Regions from separate parts of the Homo sapiens genome. Here region 1 is linked to region 2. A link is a loop called in an ENCODE intact Hi-C map of the cell type or tissue named here. Cell type or tissue: gastrocnemius medialis. All regions are shown on one strand. Each heading gives the region's core, and the rest is flanking DNA. Links, peaks and the distances in the headings are about the cores only. Region 1 holds the start of LOC105374842 (a long non-coding RNA gene). Region 2 has its middle 11 kb from the start of ATOH8.

What was found. A loop is a pair of places that touch in the nucleus more often than their neighbours do. Peaks named below come from ENCODE experiments on the same cell type or tissue, not always from the same donor. Only the 100,000 strongest peaks of a DNase experiment are listed, where the experiment ranks them.
Region 1: a loop joins it to region 2, with 6 times the contacts of the local background. A loop is called at or near these places in 3 of 110 quality-filtered maps.

What each region holds. Positions count from the first base shown.
Region 1 is chr2:85,677,609-85,685,969 of GRCh38, reverse strand. LOC105374842 (a long non-coding RNA gene) reads right to left here and starts at 4,622. Exons shown (of 3, transcript XR_940317.3): 1 at 4,462-4,622; 2 at 3,440-3,528; 3 at 2,683-2,910. In gastrocnemius medialis, for the core only: a CTCF peak has its summit at 6,604 (motif pointing left); DNase peaks (open chromatin) are centred at 3,409, 3,979, 4,429, 6,639 and 1 weaker place; H3K27ac peaks cover 7,611 bases.
Region 2 is chr2:85,739,111-85,747,847 of GRCh38, reverse strand. No RefSeq gene overlaps it. Among named protein-coding and RNA genes, the nearest start is that of ATOH8, 11 kb to the left of the region's middle. In gastrocnemius medialis, for the core only: no CTCF peak of the experiment used is centred there; DNase peaks (open chromatin) are centred at 5,187, 5,837, 6,417, 7,457 and 3 weaker places; H3K4me3 peaks cover 683 bases; H3K27ac peaks cover 7,208 bases.

The DNA of each region.
Region 1 (8,361 bases), core at 1-8,000, 61 kb after region 2:
TCCACATACAATTTATAATCTTGAAAATTTGCTCAATAGGAATCTGTTAATATGTTGCCATTAAAAGTGAATTAAAATTTACAACTACAATAAGAATCATAATTTTATGATTGGAAAAGAATGATGAGTCGGGATATATAAAAAACAAGCTGAAGCCTGAGGCAGTGGCCCGCACCTGTAGTCCCAGCTTCTCAGGAAGCCCCGGAGTTTAAGAGCAGCCTGGGCAACATACGGAGACCCAGTCTCAAAAAAAAAAAAAAAAAAAGGATGAAAGCCTTTCCCCTCTAACTTTCACACCTCTTCAGAATGTATCTTTTGGGGATATGGATTATTTATTAAATGTATCTTATTTTAAAAACAAAATAATTCCAGCCAGTCATGGTAACTCATGCCTGTAATCCCAGCACTTTGGGAGGCTGAAGTGGGACGATCACTCAAACCCTGGAGTTTGAGATCAGCCTGAACAACATAGTGAGACCCCATCTCAAAAAAAGTTTTTAAATTTAAAAAACAACTCCAAGAACATTTGTTATGCCTGTTCAGGGACATTGTATATTATAAATATTAATTTGCTATGTAAATATAAAATTTACTACCAACTTTATGATATAAACAAATGAACATTTTAATCAAATTGAAAAACAAAAACAACTCCTCGGAAGCAGCTTGCCACCCAAAATATAAACATCAGTGAGAAAAGCAACACAAAGAAAAAGGCCTCGGGCAACTCTCTCACCCTCCATTTTACCTTCCTTCCAGCTGGACTCCCTTAGGCTGAGAAATCACTTCCACTGCCCTTGACTGTATTAATTTTCTATTATTGTCACAGCAATTACCACAAACTTAATGGGCTAAAATAACACCTGTGTATTATCTGACAGTTCTGGCGGTCAGAAGACTGGGTGTGCTCAACTGGTTCTCACAAGGCCAAAGTCAGGATGTGGGCTGGCAGGGCTCTAACCTGGAGGATCTGAGAATAATCTGTTTCTAGGTTCATGCCACATTGTTGGCAGAGCTCAGTGCCGTGTGGTTGCAGGACTGAGATCCCCCTTTCCGTGCTGGCTGTTATCAGAGGGTCATTCTCAGCTCTAAAGGCTGCTGGTATCTCCAGGCTCATGGCCCTGTCCATCCCTTCAAAGCCAGCGATGGTGGGGTAAATCTTTCTCAGGCTTCCAGCCTCTCTGAAGCCCTCTCTGCCTCATCTTCCTGTCCCCCATTCCACTACACACACACACACACCCACTCACACAAACTCTTATACATACACACAGAGTTCAAACACACACACTCACATAGACACACTCATATAGACACACATAGGCACACACACATATGCATGCACTCAAACACACTCTCACATACACACACTCACATAGACACTCTCACATACACTCTCGCATAGACACATACACTCATATAGATACACTCGCATAAACACACACATAGACACACACACTCTCGCATAGACACACTCTCACTCACATAGAGACACACTCTCACAGACACATACACTCACATAGACATACATACACACTCTCACACAGACACACACACACTCTCTCTCTCACGTAGACACACAAGCCATTGCCTCTTCTGTCTTCTGCTTAGATCCCTAGTCCTTGCTTCAGTACCTGCAGCTGGAGAACCCCTTCTTTGCTTTCTCATCCATGCATTTATGATGAAAATTTGTGGATTTTCCTTACGAACAGTGCGAGGAAATATTTTATGTATTTTTGACATTTTAATGTACTTACGAAAAGCATAAGGAAAAAGAATATAAGCCCCCACTAGTTCATAGCCTCTCTCCTCAGAGGAAAGAAAAACTGTTAAAATTTTCCTTTTTTGTACCTTTCCATACAAGCATGTATATATATGTTGCTCCATTTTAAATTACACAATGTAAAATATATTCAGAAATGCACACAAAACAAAACGTACAGCTCAATGGTTTATTATCAAGCACACATCCACGTAACCACCCAGGTCAAGAAATCTGCCAGCTCCCCAGAAGCCCCATCATCTTCCCTCCCAGAGACCACCCCTTCCTCCTTCCCTAGGGAGGACTTAATGATCATTGTGTTCTTGTTTTTCTTTATAGTTTTACCACCTGAGCACATACTCATAAACACCATAGCTCTGTTTTCTCTGGTTTGTTTGTTTGTTTTGAGCTGGAGTTTTGCTCTTGTTGCCCAGACTGGAGTGCAATGGCGTGATCTCGGCTCACTGCAACCTCTGCCTCCCAGGTTCAAGCAATTCTCTTGCCTCAGCCTCCTGAGTAGCTGGGATTACAGGCGTGCGCCACCACACCCAGCTAATTTTTGTATTTTTAGTAGAGACAGAGTTTCACCATGTTGGTCAGGCTGGCCTTGAACTCCTGACCTCGGGTGATCCACCTGCCTTGGCCTCCCAAAGTGCTAGAATTATAGGCATAAGCCACCATGCCAGGCCTGTTTTCTCTGTTTTTGAAGTGTATATAAATGGAACTGTACAGAATGATTGTCGCATCTGACGTCTTTTGATCAGCATTCATGTGTGAGATGGTCCATGTTGTCGTATATTTGAGCAATTTGTTCCTTTCTACTGCTGAGCAGTATTCCATTGTATGGATATTCCACAGCTTATCCATTGTCTTGTCCATGGATAATGTGGGGTGTTATCAGTTTTGACCTACTGTTATTTACCTTCCTTTTTTCCAACTTTATTGAAATATAATTAAGGTACACTCACATGCACACATTTAAAGTATACCACTTTACCAGTTCTAACACATGTACACACCCATAAAACCATCATAGCAGTCAAGACAGTGAACACATCCATCAGCCCTAAAAGTGTCCTTGTGCCCCTTTGGATAGATGGATGGGTAAGTGGATGGATGGATGATTGAATGGACAGAAGGATGAAGTCAGTCTGCAAGGAAGAAACAAGAAAGAAAATCTAGATCATGGGTGAATGGATGGATGATTGGAAACAGCCCCCACATGCCATAGTTTTTGCTCATCATTTTGGATACACCCCCCCAGATGCCCTTTATTTTATTTTATTTTTTTATTTAATTAATTAATTAATTAATTAATTATTGAGACTGATTCTCGCTCTGTCGCCCAGGCTGCAGGGCAGTGGCATGATTTCAGCTCACTGCAACCTCCGCCTCCCAAGTTCAAGCGATTCTCCTGCCTCAGCCTCCTGAGGAACTGGGATTACAGGCATGTGCCAGCACTCCCAGCTAATTTTTGTATTTTTAGTACAGACAGGGTTTCACCATATTGGCCAGGCTGGTCTCAAACTCCTGACCACCCGCCTCCGCCTCCCAGGGTGCTGGGATAACAGGCGTGAGCCACCGCGCCCTGCCTGGATGCCCCTTAAAATAGATGTTACAGAGACAGTTATGCATCAGCTGACTCTAAGGACCCATTCTGGGCCCAGGCAGCCTACTCACCCTGGAAGCTTGCTGGATTATTAAGAAATGACAGGCCAGCCAGGCTTTGTGTCTTGGACAGAAGCTCCTGAATGCAGCACTATGGCAAACTAAAAATAGATAAAAGTCTGAGGGCTGACTTGTTAAAGTAAAAATTGCATATATTTAAGGCATACAACGTGATATTTTGGCAAACATATACATAGTGAAGTATTAGTGGAAATGTAAATTAGTATAGCCATTATGGACAACAGTATAAAGGTTCCTTGAAAATTTAAAAATAGAATTACCATATGATTTAGCAATCCCTCTTCTGAGTATGCACCCAAAAGAAATGAGGCTGGGCACGACAGTTTACATCTGTATTCCCAGCACTTTGGGAGGCCAAGGCAGGAGGATCACTTGAGGCCAGGAGTTCAAGGCCAGCCTGGGCAATATAGCGAGACCCCCATCTCTACCAAAAAAAAAAAAAACACTCCTGACCACATGGCCACCACCATTTGTATCAGGCTTTGGAGTATGACACAAAGGAAATGTCAGTAGTTTCCCAGGGAGTCAGCAGACCTCACCTGAACTGTCCATAACTCATTTCTCAAGTTCCTAGGCTGCAAGAGAGGCTCAGCCTTCATCCATGCCTCTGGTTTCAGAGGTTAACCCTTTACATCACCCTTTCTCCCTCATGCACAGGCTCTCTGCCACATAACTTCTCAAAACTCTGCCACCCCAGGACCTCCCCTACTTGGGTCCCTTCCTTTGGGAGGCTCCAAAGTCACTGGCAACTTCTATGTCTGACTTTCACGGTTGATGACAGCTTGGATCCAGAGGTCTTAGAACTGAGGCTCATATACGCCCACTCTGAACCCTCACCTGGCTGCGAGCCCTACCTGCCTGCTTTCTCCACTCTCCCACCTATCAGCTTCCATCCCAGAATGACCCACATGACCCTGGCCTCCCCTGCAGCCTCACTTGTCTGCTGGCTTCTGTCCCTGGATGTCCTGGTGCCTGACCTTTACCACACCCCTGTCCTGGCGTTTGACTCATACCTGATGTGAAAGGACTGGGCACTCTGCTCTCAGCTTCCAGAACTGCATTCCCCAGCCTGACCCTCCGTCTTCTGGGATTCCTGCTTCCCCCTCAGGACTGTTGATCCACACCAGCCCCTCATCCTCACAACCAAAACAGGACAAAATCTACACCAGCGAGAATTGTTTTCTAACAGCTTCTTGTTTGCTAGTATATTTGACTGGGAAAGGAAGGTTTTTTTTTTTCCTTTGGCTTAATTTTTTTTTCAAAGTACAAAGACAATGAGTAATGACCACATGTAATTATACCAAGAAATACCATTATCAACAAGGTGATACACATCCTGCCAGTATTTCTCCAGTGTTTCGTATTGTTGTGTTTTTTTCTTTTTCATTATTAACCTAAGTTTCCTGAGGCATACCAACCTGTGTGTAAATTCTGAGTGGTGACATTTACCCTTATTTTACTGTCTCTTACCCTGTGGGCCATTGCAGTACTTTACATCCCCAACAAATTGCCCTTCAATTATGTCTGCAACTTATTCACCAAATCAGCCAGTTGTACAGTGGCAGTGCCTGGCACCACCATCTGGATAGGCACCAGCCTGTTTCCCAGGATAATTGGTCCCCAGGGTGCTGTTCTCTCTGCAGTGCCACCAGGGCCTGCTGGATGTGGCCATCTCTGCCAGGGATGCAGAGCTGGGCTGTGTCCCCTAGCACCCTGGAGGCCCCAAGGCAGCCAGGGTCTATCCTGAAATGAGAATGTCTCCCCTCCACTCTGGTTTCCCAGTTTGTTAGGCCATTTGAACCTACATGTCCTGGAGCTTTTAGCTGAAGCATCTCCTTCAGCATTTACTTGCAGACATCCTGTCACTGGGACTTGGACAAGAGCCCCTGGGGGCTGGGCTGGGGCAGACCTCCCTGTCAATTTTCAGAACTGCCCTACTCCCTGCCCAGCCAGAACACTGGGACTCTGCTACAAGTGGAGCTCCAGCCTGGTTGGAGTCTCTCTCAGCAGTTGCTCTGATAGCCTTTAGGATGGTGCCCCCAACCAGTCTGCAAAGCCTCCAGACCTCAGACTGCAGCCCTCGGTCATGTTCATTGATTCAGCAAACACCAAGTGAATGCTACTCTGTGCCAGGTACTCCGCCAGGCACTGAGAACAGGAAGATGAGTAAACATGAACATGGGGCCTGCCCTCATGGAACTTACTTTCTAGTGGGAGAGAAGACAATGATCAAATTACAAATAAGTGGACCCAGCGTGGTGAGTTACACCTGTAATCCCAGCACTTTGGGAAGCCGAGGCCAGATGATCACTTGAGGTCAAGAGTTCGAGACCAGCCTGGCCAACATGGTGAAACCCCACTTCTACTAAAAATGCAAAAATTAGTCAGGTGTGGTGGTGGGCACCTATAATCCCAGCTACCTGGGAGGCTGAGGCAGGAGAATCGCTTGAACTTGGGAGGCAGAGGTTGCAGTGAGCTGAGATTGTGCTACTGTACTCCAGCCTGGGTGACAAAGCGAGACTCCATCTCAAAAATATATATATATACACAAATAAGTGTAAACAGTAAGAAAGAACAGCTTGTCCGTGCATGGTGGCTCACGCCTGTAATCCTAGCACTTTGGGAGGCCGAGGCAGGCGGATCACCTGAGGTCAGGAGTTCGAGACCAGCCTGGCCAACATGGTGAAACCCTGTCTCTACTAAAAATACAAAACTTAGCCGGGTGTGGTGGCACATGCCTGTAATCCCAGCTACTCGGGAGGCTGAGGCAGGAGAATCGCTTGAACCCAGGAGGCAGAGGTTGCAGTGAGCCGAGATCGTGCCATTGCACTCCAGCCTGGCCTATAGAGCGAGATTCCGTCAAAAAAAAAAAAAAGAAAAGAAAAGAAAAATGAGGGAAGGGGAGGGGAGGGGAGGTTAAAATGTTGTAAAGCCCAGGTACTCGGTGCTGCCGCCTGTAATGAAGGAGCGCCTTCCTCAGCAGGTGCGTGGGCCCTGGGGTGTCGAGAGACTGGACCCCCTGGTGTTCCTTTAGTTCAGCAGAAACAGCTGCCCCAAGAAAGTTGGGCTGCAGCGAAGTCCGCGAAGGGCAAGGTGTGGGGATCGCGCTGCCCAGGGCGGTGCATCTCCACCTGGCTCCCGGGCGCCACCTTCCGGTCCTGCTTTGGAATTGCACTCCCTGGCCGCCCTGTGTTTGCGAGTGAGGGTTGGGAAGGCTGGGTGGCGTCCTGCCAGGTTGCTTCCTGAGCAGAAGTTAAGCCTGTTCCTTCCCAACTGGAACATTTAACAGCCAGGGAGAGACCCCAGAATTCTCTTTTCTCCTGGCATGATGATGGGCAGTGTTCAAGACGACCACTGCAAGTCAGCCTGTGCCCCGGGGTGACTGTGATGAGCAGAGTCCCTGGCCACACATAATGGGCCTGAGCCTGGGCATGGGACGTAGCTTTGTGGCCCTGAGCCACTACACTTAGGGGTTTCATGGTAATTTCCTGGAGACAGAGGCTCCTAGTGGCTGAAGGAATGTCTTTGTTGTGTTTTCTCATACAGGTGGCTTGGTGAGAGCAGGGCTGCGCTGCCCCTTCTGTCACCCCCACCCTGTGCCTGGAACAGCACTTGGGCACAGAGCCAGGACCCATCAGATTCAGCGACCTGACCCCATCTTCCTGGGAAAACACTTGTTCGTTCCTGCAGGAATGGCAGCTGGTGCCCTTCCAGTCAGAATCAGCTTCTCTTTTCCTGTTGAAGCCACCATCACTGCTCCCTTGTCCTAAGGCAGCTCAACTAAGGAGGTGCCCACTCGGCCTTCCCTGCTCCAGCCTCAAGATGCCTTCCTCAGGCTCCACATTTTCCCTCCATACTTTGCACCTGTTCAGGGCACAGCCCTCATCATGCCCCTCAGGACTCCACTTGAGGCCTCTTACTTCAGGGAGAGACCAAGAAGAGGGGCCTGAAGCACTTCCTGCAGAAAGGAGACCCAGCCCCTGCCAGAGGCCTGTGTGGCTTCTTATCTCCTTAGACCGGAGCAGTTGGAGGCTGGGTCAGAAAGGCAGAAAGGAACAGAAACCAACAATGGGCAGGAATGTCCTCCAGCTACAACCTATAGGCGCAGCTACAGCCAACAGGTGCAATTTTAGGGACATTTAAAAGGGTCATAATTCCATAAACAAAATGCGGTGTATGCACACAGCCTTTAAAAGGAAGGAAATTATAAGAGATGCATGATAACATGGATGAACCCAAAAGACACTCTGCTAAGTGAAATAAACCAGTCACCAAAGACAAATACTATATGAGTCCACTTCTAGGAGGGACACAGAACAGTGAAAATCATAGAGACAGGAAGTAGAATGATTATCAGGGGATGGGGGAAAGGAGAGTTAGAGAGGAGAAGTAGAATGATTGTCAGGGGATGGGGGAAAAGAGAGTTAGAGATGGGAAGTAGAATGATTGTCAGGGGATGGGAGGAAAGGAGAGTTAGTGTTTCATGGGCACAGAGTTTCTGCTTGGGAAGGTGAAAAGCATTCTGGAGATGGATGGTGGTGATGGTTGCGCATCAATGTGAATGTACATAAAGCCACTGAATGTACACTTGGAAACGGTTAGAATGTAAATTTTTTTTTTTTTTTTTTTTTTTAGATGGAGTTTCACTGTCTGTCGGCCAGGCTGGAGTGCAGTGGCGCAATCTCGGCTCACCACAACCTCCACCTCCCAGGTTCAAGCAATTCTCATGCCTCAGCCTCCCAAGTAGTTGGGATTACAGGCACCCGCTAGCATGCCCAGCTAATTTTGGTATTTTTAGTAGAGACGGGGTTTCACCATGTTGGCCAGGCTGGTCTAGAACTCCTGACCTCAGGTGATCCACCCGTCTCGGCCTCCCAAAGTGCTGGGATTACAGGCGTGAGCCACCACTCCTG
Region 2 (8,737 bases), core at 396-8,395:
ACACTAGAAGGTCAGTTCCATGAGGTCAGGGATTTTTGCCTGCCTTGTTTACTGCTATATCCCAGCCGCTAGAACAATCCCTAGTACACAGTAGACACTCAATAAGTACTTACTGAGTGAATGAAGGTCCACTCCTCTGTTTGGACCAAGACCTGCTCAGCTATTTAGTCAGCTGCTTTGACCAGAAAAAAACAGTGGATCCAGAGACAGAGTTGGTCATGTCAAAGGCACAGCTGCCCTGACTGCCAAGAACTTGTGGTTGTCTTGAATCCACAATCTTTTCTCTGGCATTGGGTTCCCCAACCTGATCAATTGAGTTGGGAGCAATGGATTCAAGTCAACAGTCATTCTTACACTGGACAGAACTCGAGCTGAGCCGGGCACTGTAATGGGGCTGGTTAGAAAGATAAGTTTGGTGACTGGGCACGGTGGCGCACTCCTGTAATCACAGCACTTTGAGAGGCTGAGGCAGGTAGATCCCTTGAGGCCAGGAGTCTGAGACCAGCCTGGCCAACATGGCGAAACCCTGTCTCTACCAAAAATACAAAAAGTTAGCCAGTTGTGGTGGCACACACTTATAATCCCAGCTACTTGGAAGTCTGAGGCAGGAGAATCGCTTGAACCTGGGAGGCGGAGGTTGCAGTGAGCCAAGATCACGTCATTGTCCTCCAGCCTGGGTGACAGAGCGAGACTCCATCTCAAAAAAAAAAAAAAAAAAAAGAAGAAAGATAAGTTTGGTGAGGTTTCTGCCATCAAGAGCTCACGTCCTGCAAAGAGACCATCCTCATCCCTTCCTTTATCCACCATAAGCCTTCGCTACCCTCTGTAGAGCACCTGCTAAGCCTGGGGTTATGCAGCAGTGAATAGAGCAAAACCTCTACCCTGTGGAGCTGACATTCTAGTAAGAGGAGACACAGTGCCCACCTCAAGGAACTCCGAGTCCAGTAGGAAAGATAATGCAAGTCTGAACCAGTACGAAGTGATAGACACTAAGGAAAAAGCTGTAGGAATTCAGAGTGTAGCCAAACAGCTCTGGGGGACTTCCTGGAAGAAGAGGCATTTAAACCAGGCTGGAAAGATGGTGGGATTTGGCCGGGCAGACCACCTCCCTGAGAAATGCCTATGGCTTGCTTCCTCTCCTCCTCCAAACCTTTGCCATTATGTCACTTGGTCACTGAGGCCTCCCCTTACCACCCGTTTCCAGCTGGAGCCACCAGCCATTTCACCTTATGACATGCTCTATGCTTTACTTGTGCAGTGTGCTTGTTCTGTGTCCCCACTTGAAGGAGACAGGAAGTGGCAGGTAGGAGCAGTGCTTGGGTGTGGGCAGAGCCCAGTGAGGTTCCCACTGGCAGGTGACATGACACTGTCCTGACCGTTGAGGGTCTGTTAGGGATGATTTCAGCCTCAAGGAGCCCTGCCTAAGGAAGAAACATGGTCGGCCCCAAGAGGATAAGTGCGCTGCCTTGGAGCAGCCAAGTCTCCAGGCTCTCGGCTTCCTCTGCCTGGCATCTGACTTGTCCCTGCCTTCTCTTGCTCCTCTTCCCTCCCCCTGACATCCTCCTGTCCCCCAGATTCTTCATTCTGAAGGCTCTGATGGATGCAGGAAGAAGGTTAGGGTCCCCTGCTGGTGCTCTGCTCCTCTCCTGTGCCCTGTGAGATTCTGTTTCTGCAAAACAATATTATTCATCATATTAACCTGTTTGTTAAAGTGAATTTTGATCACCTTTGTAGTTTTGCTTGTATTCATTTATTAATTTGTTTTGGGCTTATAGTTATATAAGAATTAAAAACATAAAGTACAAGAGCATAATTCTGATCTTAGGGTTCTGGGACAATGTGTTTCCTTTTGGGACGAGGGCATATGTTACTCAAGTTCAAGAAGCTCTGGGCTGGACACTCTCTGAGTTTTCTGCACCTCTGACTTAGTGGTCTGGAAGTTGAGAGATGCATTCTCTTCCCAGGACCAGCTCGGTACCCTTCGGCATCTGCCTCCCCTGTCCTCTATCTTCCCCCTCCCGCCCCACCGCAAGCCTCAGCCTCTTCATCTGTAAACGGAGAAAAGAGAGGGGGAGCTGGAACCCACAGATCTCAAGCTCTTCCCATCCCTAGTGTCTTAGGATTTGTCTTAAGCCTCTTAAAAACCCCAGAGCACAGCAGTGGGGAAAAGTGAAACATTCACCCGTGAGAAAGTGAGCTCCCCTGCATGCCTAACATCCATCGCAGGCAAGAAAAACTGTCTCCCAGGGCCTCGATGAGCCCAATGAACATCAACGAGGGATGAGCCGGGAGGGCAGACAGTGAGCAAGCTGCTCATTAGGGCTCTGCTCATCAGGACCTAGTTGTCAACAGCCTAACCAGGCTTGGCTTGAGCCAGCGATCTCCTGGGAGCTGTTAGCAATCCCTGCAGATGTGCTTTGCGGCTAGATGTGAAGTTAGAGTGTGCTGACTTCTTCTTCATCTTCTTCTTCTTTAAGGAAAACAACTTTCAGTTCCCCAAGGAGCACATTCCTTCATTGTGAGGTCTTCCCTCCGCATTTCCCCATTCCCTCAGAAAAGAAAGGAAGCAAAAAAGCCTTGGCTGCTGCTTCTGTGTAGGCTCCTCAAACAACAACAACAAAAAACTATTTTTGCAGCTCTCTGAAAAAGTCCCCACTGATGGCAGCAGCCAGAGAACATGAGGGGGCAGAACAGAGCTGACGCAATGCACATTTATTAGCAGTGAGGAAAATTAATAAGGCACCAGCTCGAGGGCAGCCCCACAGACCTGGATGCCCCAGGGACAGCTGTAGACCTGGTGGTCCCCAGGCTGAGTCCTCAAGATGCCTAATCAGTTGCAATTCTAGATCAGCACAGCTGGAGGGAGGCTTGGAGATCATCTAGTCCAGAGGACAAATGCTTTTTATCACGCATGCCAAATCTAATTGATTGGTAGAGGCTGCCTGAAGCTCTGTGTTGAAAAGGATCCTGAGGCTGCATCTGGGTCCCTTTGGGAATGAGTGCTATAATTGATTAGCAATGTCTGCCATGGATGAAAGAAAAGGAGTGGCAGGATTCACACCATGTGTTTGCCACTCCTGGTCTAGTTCGATCCTGCCTTTTTTTTTTTTTTTTTTTTTTTTTGATGAGAGAGACTGAGTCCTGACGCCCGTTGTTGGTAGGGTTTTTCCCAGCCTTCTCAGGAATCTGACTACTGTTGGTCAGTGGCAGGTAGCCTGAATGTCTCTGAGGACTGAAGATGTCAGATCCAAAGACTGTCTCCAAAAAGCCAGAACAACTGCTGATTTTAGTTAATGCTATAAACTGCCTGTTTCCTGGAAATAATCGGTAAAATTAGTTGTCTCGTGGAATCGACTGGTCAGTTCAACCAATGTAGGTGATGTATCAGGCCCAGGTAAGCCCCAAGCCAGTGTCTACCTAACGTTAGTGCTCAGTTTGGCCAAAAAGAGTTCATGGGGGAGGCTAACCAACTATCTGAGCTCAAGACAATAGAACTCCCAAGTGGTCAACAAAGTTGTTCTAATCAGATGGATCACTGGCCGTCTGATTACTACCAGACAAGCTTGAGTCAAGGTGTTCTAGCCACCCTGGCCAGGACTCTACCTCCCTCACCATCATCTCCTCCTGCCCTTCCAGCCTGGCTTCTTTCCTTTCCCCTTTTGAGCCCGTGACAGATCCTGCTTCCTCTGCCAGAGAATCCTTCTGCAGTGGGCTGAACACCTCGAGAAAGTCTTCCTGACTGACCCTTCCAACACCTGCAGATAGTTCCACTGCCTTAGAGCCTCTCCTTCCATCTGTGACAGCTCAAAAACCATTCAGGCCACTCCTCATTTTAAAACTGAGGAAACTGAGGCTCAAGAATGGACATGGCTCACTTGATATCACACAGGAGGTAGACTGTTGACTTTAACCAATTGCCCCCCACTCAGTTGGCTCAGGTCTCCTGATTCCAACTCCAGGGTTGTGGTGGCTGCCTGGGGAAAATCCATTCTGTCTGGTTCACTGAGTTTCGTGCGTGACTCAGAACAACACAGATAACTTCTGAGGACTCCTGGAAGTGGGCGGACCTTCACTTTGGGGTGGCAAAGAACTTGACATGTGATGGGGGTGTGTGGGGGAGTGTGAGGGTGGCGTGGGTCATTGGTAAGGGGGGTAGGCTGCAGGAGAGGGCTGACCTGATATGAACCCTGGGGGGACTGCCAAGGGGCCCAGCCACTACCTCCTGGGAACAAGGAAACAAGGTAGTTTATCTCTCTGGCTTCGGAGCGTTTGTCACACTGCCCCCTGGAAGTCTACCCTGGCATCTTAGGTCCCCAACATTCCCCATCTTGAATTCAACAATCCTCTTTTGAGTGGGGCAGGGAAAACAAGCCCTTCCACAAGGAACTCGGCTAAGTGAAAAGTGGCCCTCAGCGGTGGTGGACAGAGCCCAGGCTTTGGACAAGGATGGTCCCGAATTGACCCTTGGCTCACCACCTACAAGCTGGGAGTTTGGCTGAGTTCCTTGATCTCACCGGGCCTCAGTTTCCTTGTTTGCAAAGCTAGGATAGAAAGATTACTGGCCCTCATAGGGTTGTTGTGAGGATTAAAGGGAGATTATCAATGTAAAGGGCTGAGCACAGGGCTTGGCAGATGGCAGCTAATAACTGCACCTTGAACGTCTCTCCTCTCCTCTCAGTGCAGTACCATACATGCTTCAGGGCTCTGATCCTACCACACCTCCTTCAGGAAGCCTTCCCTGGACACACTCAGCCCAGAGGAACACACTCCGCTCTTGGGAACTTCCAGGCTCACCTGCCAGTGTTCTATACTGAAAGCCTTGTTTCTCCAAAGAACCCACAGATCACTGGGGGCTGATGTGGTTTGCAGCCCTCCTTGCTCCTGCAGGCTCCCAGCTCAGAGCTGAACACACAGCACATGCTGAATAACATGGCTGCTCAAGCTCCTGGCACCCTCTCCCCGCCCCAGCCCACCTTATTCCCCCAGATCCCCTGATTTTCCAACCCCCTGTCTCATTTGTTCCTAATGCTTCTGTCTCCATGTCTCCAGAGCTCTGTTTGCATGAGGGAAAAAACTCTACATACACACACACACACACACACACACACACACACACACACACACACAGCCCAGAAAGCATCCAGTTGCTCCCGGGCTGGCTGCCAGCGATTGAGTGACCTGCAGCTTCCTCCCCAAATCACATTCCACTGGCACGGATCTTGCCCCGCCTGACGCCAGCCTCCGAACTCGCCCCCAGAGCAAACATTTCCAGTTGGCAGCTCGGCCTTGTTTTTCTGAGGCCCTGATTCGGGCTCCCTTGTAGAAAACAGAAAACAAAATGCATTGGACCAAAAATGAAATGAAATAAATTTTAAAAGGATGGAGGGCTGGGGGAAGGCATTTGCTCCAAGTCACATGGAAAAATAGAAGCTTCAGGGTGTACAAATAGCGTTTAAGAAGCAAACACACATGCTCACCATCCCCCCATCCTGCTGGCTTTGAGGCTGTGATCAATTCATTCAGGCTGCTGCCTCCCGCTAAAAGACTTACTCTGTTCTCATTCACAGCTGCGAGGGGAGGACCCGGGAGAAGGGTGGTGGGAGACCACAGATCTGAAAGGGGAGGGTGATCGGGGTTACAGGACTGTTGTTTGTTCCAAAGGGGAAATTAGAGGAAGAAAAATAAACATGGCCAGCCACATTTTAACCCCAGTGCGCGAGGAGTCCGGGGATGGACAGGGTATGTGTGTGCGTGTGCTGGCGTGTGCACATGCCTGTGGGCGCCGCCGTGTTTGCCTTCTCAAAATAAGAGCTGCTCAGTGGAAAGATGTCATAACCCAGGCTCAGGCGGCAGGGGGACGGGCCAGCCAGGGGGGGCAAGGCTGGCGCCCAGGCCTGCCCATGGGGTCAGGCAAAGGCCGGGTGTCAGAACAGGGGAGCTGTGAGTCAAGGGCCAGGCGTTTGATGCCGAAGGTCAGCCCCCAGCTGGGGCTCAGTCCATGGGGAAGAGGTGGTCCGAGGAGCATTGCTAAGAAAGGATGAGCTCATGGGATGTGGGGCTCATCTCAGCAAAGGAGGGTTGTGATGTGGGGAGGGAGGCCCCAGGGGAAGTCCATGGAGGTGGAAGGGACTAGGTGAGGTGGCAGGGTGAGGAGGAGGACAGAGAGGTGGTTAGCTGACCCCAGAGTGAGGGCAGTTGGCCACCAATCTGGCTGGGTCACAGAGCTGAGGAGCAGGGCTGCAAAGCACCTCCTGCCCAGGAACAAGGATGCTGGGAGGTGGCATGGGAAAGGAGACAGGGATCCCAGGACTGAGAGAGCATGCGGGACCTGGGCTGAGATGTAGGGTCCTTGGCCCAGGAGAGTCCCAGACGTGTTGTCAAGCATCAGGCCAGGAGTGAGTGGGCAGTCACATGAGAAGCCAGGCAGGTCCGTCAGCTTGGGAAGCCGTGAGACAGGACGAGAGCAGGCAGCTCAGAGCTGGCACCAGGACCTGTGTGGCTGGGTCGCTTCTCTATGGTGCCAGCTTCTCCATACAGGGAAGAGCCTGGCACCTTTAAGGGAGCTGGCAGTACCGAAGAGATCCCAGAGAGAGGGCCTGATGGAGTCTGCAGTGGCTGTCGGTGCTCAGCTTGATGGTCAGGGGCTCTGGAGCAGGAAGGTACACAGTCCAAGAAGGAAGATCCAGTGTCCCCCAGAGGGCGATGGCAGGACCGCCTGTGTCCTAATCACCTGGAGTATGTAATAAAATGTACCTTTCTTCCATTCTTTCTACCTGCTGGATCAGAACCCATGTGATTGGGCCACTGAGGAGCTGAACTTTAGATGGCCAGCCATGGGATTCTCCTGCACATTCAGGTTGAAGAATCCCTGCCCGAGCTGATGTTGCCAAATCCTTTGACCTTCCTGGCTCCTCTTCTCTGGCTGTAGCACTATCTATCCAGACCCTAGGAACCACAGGACTTTCCACTTTCCCTTTACCACGATCTTCAAGGACAGTAGTCAACAAACCTTTCCCAAGGGTATTTTGACTTTGATTCCGAAACTTTGTAAACCCAAAGAAATGAGTCTCTAATGGTGGAAATTCAGGCCTGGAGAAAGCCAGTAAAAGAATCTTGGAGAGAACATGGGGTGCCTTCCAACTAACCCTCAAATTCGCTGTGTATCTGGGAGGCCCCAAAGACAGTTTTTAAAAAAACGTGTTTCCTTAATTGATCAGTTCTCAGAATAGTGACTTGGTTCTTTTTTGTTGTCATTTTGAATTCTTGGATTTTACAATATTTGATGTGTTTCAGCTCATTGCAGGATTTTTGTATGTTTGTTTTGGTTTGTTTTGGGATGCACAAATAATCCCATTTTATCCAGTGGGAGCTCCTTCAAGTTGGCACCTGAGTCCTTTTGACATGCCCCTCGTGGTGTTTGGTCACTTTCTCGCTTTCTGGTTCAGGATGTTCTGGGCTCATCTTGTGTATTTGTTGCCCCAGACCTGGAAACAGGCAATTCTCCAAGAAGCCTTGGTTCCCTTCAGTGAGAAAAGATACTTAGAGACCACAGTTTGGGCACTATACGTGCTCAACCAGAGACAGCTTCTTTTCTTTTTGTTTCTCAATCTTCTCGAATAACTTGAGTCTGGGCCAAGTGCATCTGAAGGACACCACACTCTGCCCCATTAAGTGTGTTTCTCCTGGATCCCAGGTTGTCTCTTCCTTGGAGGTAAGCTCTGCCCACCTGAAGCGGCCTCCTTCCTTTTACTTCCCTCCCCAGAGATTAACCTCAGTCTCCAGGGCTGGTCCATCAGCCCCAAAAGCCCACCATCTCTCTTGGGTGTGTACTGGAATATGAGGTGCACCGAGAGAGTTGCTTACCTCTCTATGCCGTAGCTTCTTCATCTGCAAAGTGAGGTTTTAAGGATTTTATTTTATTTTTCTTCTTTTAGAGTTAGGGTATCATTCTGTCACCCAGGCTCTAGTACAGTGCCACAATCACAGCTCACTGCAACCTCCAACTAGTGAGCTCAAGTGGTCCTCCCACTGCAGCCTCCCAAGTAGCTGGGACTACAGGTGCACACCACCACGCCTGGCTAATATTTTAATTTTTTTTAGAGATGGGGGTCTTGCTATATTGCCCAGGCTGGTCTCAAACTCCTGGTCTCAAGCGATCCTCCTACCTCTGCATTCCAAAGTGCTGGGATTACAAGCATGAGCCACTGCACCCAGCCAAAAGTATTTTAAATGAGATAATTCAAAGTTCTTAGCACAGTGCTTAGCAAATAGTGAGCACTAGAATACCATATAGATTTGTATTATTAACAGTGTCTGCCAGGGGAACCTACAAGGTCTTTATGTGTACAAGTAGAATTTCTGGCAGTCTTCTCTGATATTCCCCAGTAAAAGGGTTTGTAGATCCTCCCACCTTGCTGCAAAACAAAGACACAAAGGAATTTGTGCCGCATTAGACCGTTTGAAGGAGGGAGCCCCCAGTTGGGAAAGGAGCATTCAAAAGAAGGAAGAAGTCTAGGGAGGGATGTCTTAAGCTGCAAGAAATACACAAATGTACGTGGAGGATGGTGGGCACTGTGAAGCATGTGTGGGGTAAGAGGAACATTGTGTAAGTATAAACCAGGATCACAGGATGGCAGGGCCACATGAAATTTTAGCCTGTGGGATCTGAGGCAGCTCTAGGGACCAGCTCCCTACTCTGTGGCAGTCAATAAAGCTGGTCACAGATATTCCTGTTTCT